Linked DNA regions of Homo sapiens: regions 1 and 2 are each linked to region 3. Evidence: chromatin contacts called from ENCODE Hi-C or POLR2A ChIA-PET data. All regions are on one chromosome and are shown on one strand. The core of a region is the stretch at or near the end of the contact, and the rest is flanking DNA. Distances in the headings are between cores, read along the strand shown.

Region 1 (3,746 bases), core at 655-3,154, 340 kb after region 3:
AGACTGTGTCTTCCTTAGGCCTCAAGAGGAGGAAGGCGAGACAGCAGGGGAGGCTCCAGTTTCCCACCATGCGGCCACCGAGAGAACGTCCCCGGTCAGTCTCTGGTCTCGTTTGTCTAGTTCCTGGGAGTCACTGCAGCCAGAGCCCTCTCACCCCTACTAGGCTCAGCCCAGGTGGAGGCGAGATGAGCTGGCGCAGCCCCGCCCTCCATCCTCCCCACATCCCTGCAGCCACCTCCCAGCAGAGCAGGCTACGTCCTCACTGAGGTGTTCTTCATGAGAGTACTAGCCTCCTCCACTCCTCCCCACAGCGCAGAGGAAACAGGCCAGCCCAGTGACATGACGTTATTAGTTTTGTTTTACCTAATGTAATAAATTTTATTGTATAAATATATCACCATTTACATGAGGGGAAACACTAGCCAGAGATGATTAGTGCATTTCTGTACACCGTCCTTTTCCCCATTTTCCAACTCCTTCCTCTAGGCAGTACTCACCCCCTGCACCCACACCTACACACAGGCACATGCCCACACACACATGCATGCACACACAAATACACACCCACATGCACACACACCACACACCCCCATATATACAGACACCTCACGCACAACCACACACCCACATACACATACACACACACATACACATACACACAAACACACCACACCCACCCACATGCACCCACACCACATCCCCATACACACATCCACACACACCCACACACGCATACTCATACAGACCACACCCCCCATACACACCTCACGCACACCCACACACCCACATACACACATATGCACACACAAATATGCACACACCACACCCATCCACATGCACACACCACACCCCATACACACACATCCACACACTCACACCCACACACATACACACTCATACACACCACACCCCCACACACACACACATGCACACACCGCAACCTCCACACACACACACACATACATGTGCACACACCACACCCCCACACACACACACACTCACACACACACACACCCCAATCACTCAGCTGTCCCATCCCACCTGCCCCACCACAGGCATCTTCAGTGGTGAAGTGGGGGTGCCCATCCTTGTAGGCGATTCTTTCCCCCTATGCAGAGCCCTCTCCTCTTTCCACCGATCTGGCCTGAGGCCTGTGGGTCAGTGAGTCTGGATATGGAGCTGGTTCTGGGGCAAGAACAGACTTGAAGGAAGCCTGCAAAATTGAGGAGAATCCCAGGGCTTTGAGTAACAGAGGTCAGCCCCCCAACTTGTCGGAAAGGAGGATGAGCCAGAGGCCTGGCTCAAGGGACAGGGAGAGCCCAAGACAGCAGCTGCCAGAGGCCTAGGGCATGCGCCTCAGGACCTTACCTGGAGCAGGCCCCTTAGGACTCCATGGGGTCTGTGCAGGGAGCCTGGGAGGCTGTCACCCAGGCTTAGGGAGCTGCTCTGGGGAGCAGCTGACCGAGAAGAAAGCAAGAATTCAGCACACGGCTTGCACGGCTTCCCCCTGCATGTCCCCGCTGTGGCAGGCTGCACTGGGGGCCAAGGGAGCCACAGATCCTTCCTGCAGCCCACCTCTCCAGGTGTCCCGTGAGCCCGCCTGAACCTGGGGGTGAGGTTAGGAAGACTGGCATTCCACATGGAAGTTTCTGGTACACCAGTCACACCCAGAAACATATACAGATAGTGAGGCCTCCCTTTTTCAGCCCTTCTCACCCTCTGAGAGAGACAGATGCCCTCCCCACCCACCCCCATCCACCACCCGCGCGCGCGCGCGCACACACACACACACACGCACACACTCCTCTGTGGCCTCCAGCCTGGCCAGAGGCCTCCCTTTCCTAGCTGCACCAGCCCACCATGCCCAGCAGAGGGCACTGCTGGGCTCCTGCTGAAGGGTCTCTCCCAGAAGTTCCCTCCGAAGCTCCCGTCATCGCATGTGGGGTCGCCTCCCTGTCTGTGGTGGACTGTGTCCCAGCCCCTTTTTCCCAGCAACAGCCCCTGCCGGAAGGAGAGCGAACTCTGGGGGGCCGGCACAGACTGCGGACACGGGCTAGGGCCCTGCACCCTGCCCCCGCCTGCTTCTGCCATGCGTCCCTGTGTGTCTGCATGTGGCGGTGTCCTGGTGTGCGGGCTCCTCTGTGAGCACCAGAGCGACTCCATCCACTGTCTGTGTCATCTGTGTCTGTGCAAATGTAATTACTTGTGCATCAGAGCCGCCTCCAGCCAACACCTGAATGTCACTGGGTTGGGGGGAATAAAACCTGTTTGGACCTGATGATCTCTTTGGGGGAAGAAGTGAGCCCACATTTGAGACCCTTTCCGGAGAGCCAGCCACTCCAGCAGATGGGAAGACTGGCTTGTGCCCGGTACCGGAAAGAAACCAGATGGTGACTCAAACGAACACAGACCCAAGGCCTCACGCACAGATTTCCTGCTGCTGCTCCCTTCTGAGCCTTTTGTTAAGTTCTCATGGGGATCCACGAACCTCAGAGGGAGGGCCTAATACCCCATCCACCTTCGATGCAAGAAAGAGGAGGACAGAGCCTGTCGGGAAAGCCCAACCTGGCTCTAGAAGGCTCCTTGCAAGCCCAGTGGCTGGTCCTTCCAGCCTGCCTGGAACTACCCCTTCACAGAACCGCAGGCCTCTCCCAGGAAGGGATGGCCAATGGCTGCGCCTCCCCTTGGGGATAGTCCTGGGGGATGGTGGCTCTCCTGCTGGTCCTCTGTGTGTGGTCTGGTGTCGGTGCCCTACAGAATAGATCCATGCGGTGTTGCTTCATGTACAATCCCTCACTGTGCATGTCGGCTTCCTGCTGGGGGGAACTGATGGGAGTGGACCAGGCACCCCTGCTCCTGTCTGGACAGCTGCACACCACAGGGTGGCACCCCACCCCAGTCCTCCCCTTCCCCACGTGTGTGTGCACGTGGTGACTGAAGCTGCCATCCCACACATCAGCCTCTTTCTCAAGCACATCACTGCACGGTCCCACCGCCTTCCCTCACCTCTTGCCTTTTTACATTAGAGCACGTTCTGGTAAAGGCCAATCCGTTCATACAGGTAAGTGCATGGGAGGCCAGGCAGAAGAAACAAGACCTCACTCACGAAAGACAAAACTGCTGGAGGGGAAGTCAGGACATCTGGGTTCTAGTCCTTAATTCTGTTGGTAACTTCCTGCGTGATTTGAGATAAAAACCACCTAATCCCCTGAGTCTCCGCGCTCTTATAAAGCCTTCTCTGGAGAATTACGGAAAGTCTGGAACATTTCTGTATGTCAGCAATTTAGCAAATTACAGGGAGGGGCTGGGAGAGGTGGTTTTCACCACTTTCCTCTTGCCTGGTGCTTAGTGCTGTGGTACCTGGCTGGTCTCAGGTACCCACTGGTGTGAGACGGGAGATGGGAAAGAAGTAGTAAAGGGCTGGGGTGTTTGCCTTCGTCCCTGTGGGGGACTAGAGGTGGGGCTGCACCTCTGCTACGGTAAGGACAGTGCCCTGAAGGAGGCCCAGGTCTGCGAGGGAGCCCTCGGCAGTGGGCAGGCAGACCTGCTCCAGACTAAGCATCTCCCCTTCACCTGGGGCTGTGGCCCTGGGAAGCACTTGGGGGTCCTGCTGAGCATCCCCCACCTCCCAGGCTCTGGGTGCCTCAGAAGCCCCAGTGTAATGTGTGGTGAGAGGCTGTTTTCTCCTGGGAGAGAAGGAGGTGGATTGCATGGAGAAGAAATGGTGTTGATGATGCTGCAAGTCC
Region 2 (4,020 bases), core at 683-3,182, 400 kb after region 3:
TCTGGTTTCTACTTGGCCAATAGGGTCTAAGGCTGAAATCACCTCACCCCTCTGGGCTCTGCTGCCTTCACGAGTAAATGAAGTAGGCTAATCCAAGGGGCCCCCCAGCCCAAGTGACTCGCACTCTTCAACTCTACCAATCTTCCATGCTATGCAGAAGAGCCAGGTCTAAAACTCAGGCATAAACCCGTGCTGGACTATCAGGCCAGTGCTCTTTCCACTTCCCCTGCCATGCCACTTCTAATAAAAGGCAGTAGAAAAGCCCCCAAAGCAGCTCTTCAACAAATCACTCCCTCAGCAGCTAGGACTTGGCCTCTGGGTACCTCTTCCCCCAACTTCCTGCCCCATCCCCAGGGCAAGTTACCCAGGGAGCTAATGGGTTGTCCTATCTTCCAGGAAGGGAGTGGAGGACAGCAGGTGTCGAAAGGAGAAGTGAGGCCATTGCATCCAGGGGGCCAGCCCGGAACCACAGGGGAGAGATGTATAACAGAGAGATAAATGTACACTTTTGGTTCTCACTCCCTAGTTTCCTCCTGGGGAACAGCTGGGGTTTAATCACTCAGGATCCCATCCTTGTCCAACAAAGGATGGCCCGGAAAACCACACTGCTGAAGGCGAGGTGGCCGATGTGCTCAACGGGGAGGCCCTCCCCCGCTCCGGACTGTCATTGCCCTCCCTGCTTATTATTTCTTGAGCAAGGGCCATGTGACTGGGCTGCGTGCAGAGGCACGGCTGGGGAGACTCTGGGAACCCCCACTCCAGGGTTCCCCGTAAGGTGAACGCAGTGTGGGTCTCCTGCTGGGGCCCCCAGAGCAGGGGACAGGCACCTACATATGCCAACAGATTAGCGAGTGACCTCGAGGATCAAACTCTTTCGCGGCCTCTAACAACACCCTCCCCAAAAGCCACACCTCTCCAGCCTCCAACCATTCCATTCTCCCCTCCGTTCTTCCTTTTGTGTTCCAAAGGCGCCCCGAAGAGTCAAAGTAGCTATTTAACGCCTTAAAAATTTAAGCTTGCACGCCTTATACTGGCTTTCCAAACCAAAGGGCTGGGTGTAGGGGTGCGAAGAACCAAACCGACTTCAGGAGTGGACGAGGTCGAGGCAGCTGGTGGCCGGGCTTTCCGCTCCCCGCTTCTGGCCCCCACTCTCCTCCCTGCCGGACAGGTAGCCGAGATTCCCAACAGCGAGCACCGTGCGGCGCCAACCCGGAACAGGCTGCAGGCGCCTCCGGGGCTGGCAGGAGCCGAGGCTCGGGTCCTCGCGCAGAAGGGTCCACCCGCCAGGCCCACAGCTCCAGCCAAACACCAGCCCTCGGGCGCGCGCGGCCTCGCGGGCTTCCTGGATTTCAAACTGAGCCTCTCTGGAGCCGCCCGGCGCATTTGCCCCTTTTGTTTCCGGAGTGGAGGGAAAAAAAGACAGAAAAAGTCTCCCCATACGACCCTCCTGCGCTCGCGCACTCTGCGGCAGGGTGGCCCGGGAAGCAGCCAACACAGTTCCAGGCCCTCCTCGGTCGCCCCGGTCCTCACCCCGCAGGGGGCTGGCACGGGGGCCGCGAAGGGACTGGGGCCCCAGCGTGACTGCCGGCACCGCCGCTCAGCCTAATGCAGGGAGATAAGAGGGGAGAGAGGAGAATCAGGGGACACTCACCGAGCGGTAGCTGCCCCGCGGGCTCGGGACGCGCACGGCGTGCGGGGCTGCCCAGGTGCTGCCGCGACGCGGGCGCGAGTTTGAAAGTCGCTCTCTGAAGGGGCTGAGGCCGCCGACCGCTCCCGCCCACCGCCAGCCCCTCAGCTGGCCCGGACTCGGCCAGCTGCAAGCGCGGCCCCCGGAGACCCCAGGCAGCGCGCGGCTTGCCAGCGCCCGGCAGGAAGTCGAGCGGAGCCGGAGCTGCAGCGGGAGGGCAGGAGGGAGCGAGGGAGCGAGGGAGCGAGGGAGCGAGGGAGCGAGGGAGCGAGGGAGCGAGGGAGGGGCGGGCCAGGAATTTTTCCTGTGGGTGGAGACTCCAGCTCGCGGCTGCAGTCCAGCAATTGGCGGCTCTGCGGGGGCCGGGGCAACCTTCGCGGCGCGGCGAGCCAGAGCCGGGGTAAGGCTGCGGCGGCGGCGAGGCCTGGGCGCGGTTAACGATTAACGCCCGCAGGGTGATGAGCGCGCACCCCCGGGCAGCCTAGATGCTCTAGGATACCAAGACGCACGTGGTGGGGTCACCCTGGTGTCACAGACCTGCTATCACCGCCTCCCGAGACAGCATGGACTGCCAGAACGTACCCCTTGTATGGACAGGGAACACCGGGCCCTGCGAAGGGGGCTGAGGGCTTTCCCAAGTGAGTGACCAGCCGGGATCGATCTGGGGATCCTAATCCTACCAGAGCCGGCCGTGTCCGCTTTTCCAAGTCAGAAAGGCATGTCTTGAATTCCTCACCATAACTCGGTCCCTGTGACGCTTTACAGTGGTAAATGCAGACCTCTGAGAAGCTGACGGGAAAGAGATAAAGGAGACAACGTGAAGGCAACTCCACAAGGAACTGTTAAATAGGAAAAATAAAACACAGAAACCTGGATGATAGAGGACCCGTTTTTATAAAACAAAGAGAACCGTTTGTCTTTATGTCTCTGTATATGACCGTGTATGCATGGAAAGGTACACACCTGGAAACTGGGGGGCAAGGGGTGAGGATGGGGGACAGAGACATTCAATACATTTTGAGCAAGAGCATAAATCCAAAAACCCATAATAATTCATCAGTAAAGATCCTGAAGAACAACAAGCCCGGAGGAGGGAAGCCCAGAGTGGGGCTCCGGAAGAGGAACAACGCCCACTGGTTAGGCGCTATCACTAGTTCCTTGGGAGGAGGAATAGGACGCTGATATTAGAACCACGGGGTATATTTGTTATCCAGGTGTACAGCAAACGATTTCTAGAGGTATCATTTAAAACAAAACAAGCGCCCGCCCCAAAATGCTGCTCTGGGCAAATGCAAGCTCCAGGTGATCTACTGGGAGGGGAGAGGCGGGGCAGGCGCGGAAGGAAATGGCTTTCAGGTGACTTTGAAACTGGATCCTGGCGGAGGGTGGGGTGAAGGCAGCGTCCCGGCTCCTGCCTGCGGAGGAAGCGGTAGGCGCTCGGTCTGGCAGGCCCAGAAAGCGGGGCCCACATTCCTTAGGGAGGGAGGGTGTGTTGGAGGCTTGCAGAGCCCCAGACTCGCGGACCGTGAAGGTGAGAGCAGAGATTGCAGAAGAGGGGCTCGGAAATAGATCAACTTAGTTGGGGCTCCGCTAGACCCCGCCGGCCAGGGGAGAAGTGACAAGTCCCCCTTCTGGCCTTCCAGGACTTGTGGTCACCCCTTCCAACCTCAGGCTTTCACCTTTTTTTGTTTATGCTTTCTTATCTGATCACCTGAATCTTACGAATGCCTTCCGGTCCGCTTCAAATTCCAGCTTCCAAAGAAGCCCCCTGACTTAGCCACTTGTGAGCGACCCTTCACTCCTTAGCCAGGACACGTTACAGTGTTAGTGGCAGTCATAACTGTCCTTTAGTGAATGCTTACCATGCAGAGGGCCTGTGCTACACTCTTAACAAACTGTGTCCCTGGATCCTCACAGCCACCTTGCGAGGTAGGAGATATCCTAATCCCCATCTTGCAGACAGAACACTGAGGCTTAGGGGCAAGGAGCAACTTGGCAAAGATTACACAACCAGCAAAAGCAGTGTCGGGCAAGTGCCTAGATGGGTGTGTGCTTACTATGAGTGTGCTTACTATGTATTAGCCATTCTTCTAAGTACTTTACAAAAACAATTGCAGTAACAGAAAAGGAAACTGAGGCAAAGTCACACAGCTAGTGGGTGGTAGACCTGGAAGTCATAACAGGGAATTCTGCCCTTCACCATCACTGCTTCCAGTTTCTTTCTGACACTTGTTATGCCCAATTCACTTGATTATAATATATTGTTTCTATTAATAATTGTTTTAATTTATATCACCTACTTCCTAAAAAGATTGTAATCTCCCTGTGGTAGA
Region 3 (3,732 bases), core at 914-3,413:
GCTTTAAAAAATCCTTCAGTCTGGAAAAAAAAATCCTTCAGTCTGGATCTCCCCTTCAGAGGTTCTGGCTTAATTGGTTTGGGGTGTGGCCTGGGGATGGGAACTTTTTTAAGCTCCTAGGATGATTTTAACTTGTAGCCGGGGTTGCCCTAGAGTGCTCTGTTCATAGCAGGCACCCAAGAACTGTCTGTTGTAATCATCAATTAGCTTTAACTTCTAGTATCCAGTTAATTAACTCACTCAAAAGTGGCCGTCTGTCTCCCCAATAGCCCATCAGCTCTTATCACATAATGGTCTGCTTATATCTGTCTCCCCAACTCAGCAGGAAAGGAACACTATGAGACAAAAGCATGTAGAAAAGGTAAGTTCACTTGCAAAGATGTGCAGACTTAGTAGGACTGGATCACTGAATAAGAAATACAACAGATATTAGACCGCGAGCGGTGGCTCACGCTATAGGCGTGAGCACGTGAGCACTTTGGGAGGCCGAGGCGGGTGTATCACGAGGTCAGGAGTTTCGAGACCAGCCTGGCCAAGTTGGTGAAACCCTGTCTCTACTAAAAATACAAAGATTAGCTGGGCGCGGTGGCGGGCGCCTGCCCCAGCTACTCGGGAGGCTGAGGCAGGAGAATCGCTTGAATCCGGGAGAGGGAGGTTGCAGTGAGCCAAGATTGCGCCACTGCACTCTAGCCTGGGCGACAAAGTAAGACTCCGTCTCAAAAAAAAAAAAAAAAAAAAAGAGAGAGAGAAAGAAATACAATAGATATTAAAGGAAAAAATGTAAAGGAAAAATTACCACATTTACATTTGTCTTTTCAGCATAGATGACATGCTCACGTTGAGGAATGTGTGTCACAAGAATTGTGTGTGACATATCCCCAAATTTCCACATTCAAAAGTCAGGGATAATATGGTATTCATCCGGGAATCAGTAACTCATGGGAAAAGCTCAAGATGTCATTCACTTTGGAGACCAGATGTAAAGGAGTAGTATGGGTACTTTGTCTCAGGGTGGAAAGTGTCTGTTATGGTTTTCTTCCTTCCCATGGGACTTGTTGCACACTCTTACAATGGCGGCAGGACCGGCACGCTTGCTTGCACAGCTGTGAGCTGCATGAAGGCAGGGATGGTTTTGGTCTTATCCGTTATGGCATCCCCTTGTGGCAAGTTAGGTGTTCAATAAATATCGGTGGAATGCATGTGATTACACTTCATGCCACAGTATATAAATATGATTTTAACTGGACAGGGAACTGCAAAAGTTTCCCATATTGATCCTTTTTGCAATCTTAATTATGGTACTCTGAGCTGGGATATTGCCTAAACTGTCTGGGCTACAACAAACTCTGAAGGGGCTTTTACTTCCACGTCCATAGTGGTTGAGGGTTCGCGTTGTGTGAACGCTGGAGCCTCACGTGAGTAGCTGAGTAGCGAGGATGGTCACTCCCAGATAAACGAATACAGGATTCTCGCGGCTGGGAGCGGTCGCCCGGCGAGGTCGGTCATTCTGCCTGTCCGGTAGCACCACGAAACACCTGCCACTGACACCTCCCCACCAGCCCCCGAGGGTTCGCGCAGGCATCCCGAGCCGCGCCCCCTGGTCCGCCGCAGCCAGATTCCCTCCCGGGCGGGTTACGCCCCTAGGCGCAAAACGGAACCACTCCGTATGAAGAAGACAAAGTATAACCAGTCACACCAAAGAGAGGCAGCATTATTTAGACAGCCGGCTACTCCCCCAGAGACTCCACCCAGTCCCCTGGGCCCGGCGTCCAGCGCGCAGACGGTGCCCGGCTCCAGGAGTTCCAGCTCCCTCCACGTGTCCTGTCTTCCCAGCAGCCTCCTCTGCCGCCTCGGGAGGAAAATCTCCTGACAACTCGCGGTCTGCGGACTACGACTCCCAGGAGGCGCCGCGCCGCGGCTCTCCCCGCCCCCCCCCGCCCCCCCCCCCCTCCCCGGGACGCGCAGGCGCCTTGGGCTCCGTCAACAAGCCGGGCTGGCGTCGCCTGGATGCGGTTTCTTCCGGGATTTGTAGTTTTTCTGGAGCTACCCGGGCCGTCTGTTAGAGGGACAAGAACTACAAGTCTCGGCTGCCCCAGCGCTGCGAGCCTGGTCACGTGGCGGGGGCCGACCGGGCGTGCGTGCCGCCGTTGATCCGGTGCTGCAGTGAGGAGGTGGTTCTTGCCCGTGTTGTGTGTGTGTGTGAGTGAGAGAGCGAGTGAGTGAGTGAGTGAGTGTGTGTGTGGGGGGGACTCGGCTTGTTGTTGTCGGTGACTTCCCCCTCCCCTTCACCCCTTCCCCTCCCCGCCGCCGCTGCAGTGGCCGCTCCCTGGGCCGTAGGAAATGAGCGATAACGATGACATCGAGGTGGAGAGCGACGTGAGTCCTGGGGCTTCTTCCTTCCCGTGCGGGTTGTCAGGCGGGGACAGCGGCCGGGGCTCTTAGCGGGGCGACGGCGGGAGGGGGCCGGGCTGCCGCCGCCTCCTTCCCCTTCCCCTCGGGGCCAGGAGTGCCTCCGTCGCGTTCCCGGTTCGCTCCCCTCCGGCTCCTGGCCGGAGCGGCCTCCTGGGACTGGAGGTTGGGGGAAGACACGCGGCTTCTGGGACCCCCACCTCCTCCCTTGCGGGAGGGTGCTGCGGCCTCCCGCTCCCACCTTCCCCGGCTCAGGATCCGGGGGACAAGGATGGGGGGCGCCCGGGATCCCATTGTCCGGATCCAGGGGAAGGGGACGGCGTTCAGGACCTGCCCCTTCGGACTGCGATCCTCTCCTCCCGTGACCCGCGGATCCTGGGGGCCGGGGAAGGGCGGAGAGGGGTTGGGGGTGCCTAGATGCCCGAGCTGGGTCTGCAGGGAGGAGACAGTGCTCGGGACCCCTCTGGCCCAGGTCGGATCCCGGAAGGAGGGGCGGCGCTCGGGACCCCTCTACCCTGCTACCGGATCCCGCCGAGGGTGGAAGGGTGGGGGCAAGGGGTGGGGAGGGAGGAAGGGGTGTCGGGCTGACTCCCCACCCTCCGCTTCCTCTGCCGCCGGCATTTTCTTTCTTATTATTGAATGTTAAGTGTAAAAATAACTTCTATATTTTCTATTTTTTTTTTTCTCTCTTATTCCAGGAAGAGCAACCGAGGTTTCAATCTGCGGTACGTCTCCTACTCTCCATTTCATTTTTATTTCCGTTCAGTTCTATTCCTTTTTGGGGTCAGAGAGAAAAAGAGATCGTACTATTACTTTTAATATTGTAGTAAACTCTAATGTTAACCACTAAGGTGAGGTGGGGCCTGGTTCTGGAGGGTGGGGGGGTTGCAAATCCCATTATTCTAGATTCTCAGGTGATAAGTTCAGTGATTCTAGGTGAGTAAGAGGAGCTGTATGCAAAGAATTGAATTGTTCTGTAGTTTTCAGATAGGGGATCCAGATGCCACTATGTAAGTGGAAATGAGAAATGCAGCATTCTGGTCTGGTAGTATTATTTCAGGGCAAAGTGGTCAGAAGATTTATTTAGGAACAAGTAGGTTTTAAACCATATCTGTATAATTGTGTGAAGCTGAAGCCACATGCGGTAATCGCCTTTAACCAAGTCATGTGACTGCTATAGACCCGTAGAATCTAGCACAACATGGTATTCTAATGCAAAAATTGGAAATGTAGAGGAGCCAAACGTTACATCATCAAAGTGTCACATAAAGTTATTATGGTCTGATTCTCTGTATTTGAAGAAAAGGTATAAAGAAAATTAAA

What was found. A loop is a pair of places that touch in the nucleus more often than their neighbours do. ChIA-PET counts read pairs that join two places held with the same protein, here RNA polymerase II (POLR2A). Pooled maps may share reads with other maps.
Region 1: a pooled map shows a loop between it and region 3 (3-fold over the local background). The contact joins the enhancer-like site here to the promoter of MAX in region 3. A Hi-C loop is called at or near these places in 2 of 168 maps with a recorded cell type or tissue (CD4-positive, alpha-beta memory T cell and testis) and 4 of 50 pooled maps. POLR2A ChIA-PET finds 5 or more read pairs at or near these places in 2 of 52 experiments (activated CD4-positive, alpha-beta T cell and activated T-cell).
Region 2: a pooled map shows a loop between it and region 3 (4-fold over the local background). The contact joins the promoter of PLEKHG3 here to the promoter of MAX in region 3. A Hi-C loop is called at or near these places in 4 of 50 pooled maps. POLR2A ChIA-PET finds 5 or more read pairs at or near these places in 2 of 52 experiments (activated CD4-positive, alpha-beta T cell and endothelial cell of umbilical vein).

What each region holds. Positions count from the first base shown.
Region 1 is chr14:64,763,074-64,766,819 of GRCh38, reverse strand. It overlaps SPTB (spectrin beta, erythrocytic), which reads left to right. Exons shown (of 36, transcript NM_001355436.2): 32 at 19-94. Among named protein-coding and RNA genes, the nearest start is that of MIR7855, 21 kb to the left of the region's middle. RefSeq lists an enhancer at 1-453. Within about 2 kb of position 1,904, at least 13 of the 41 ENCODE cell types and tissues checked have a DNase peak (open chromatin) inside an H3K27ac peak, as active enhancers do; they include testis, where a contact is called at or near this core.
Region 2 is chr14:64,702,336-64,706,355 of GRCh38, reverse strand. PLEKHG3 (pleckstrin homology and RhoGEF domain containing G3) reads right to left here and starts at 1,932. Exons shown (of 17, transcript NM_001308147.2): 1 at 1,652-1,932. RefSeq lists an enhancer at 3,152-3,653.
Region 3 is chr14:65,100,948-65,104,679 of GRCh38, reverse strand. It overlaps MAX (MYC associated factor X), which reads left to right and starts at 2,163. Exons shown (of 5, transcript NM_002382.5): 1 at 2,163-2,376; 2 at 3,108-3,134. The coding sequence starts at 2,341. RefSeq lists enhancers at 1,749-1,898, 2,592-3,092 and a silencer at 2,229-2,578.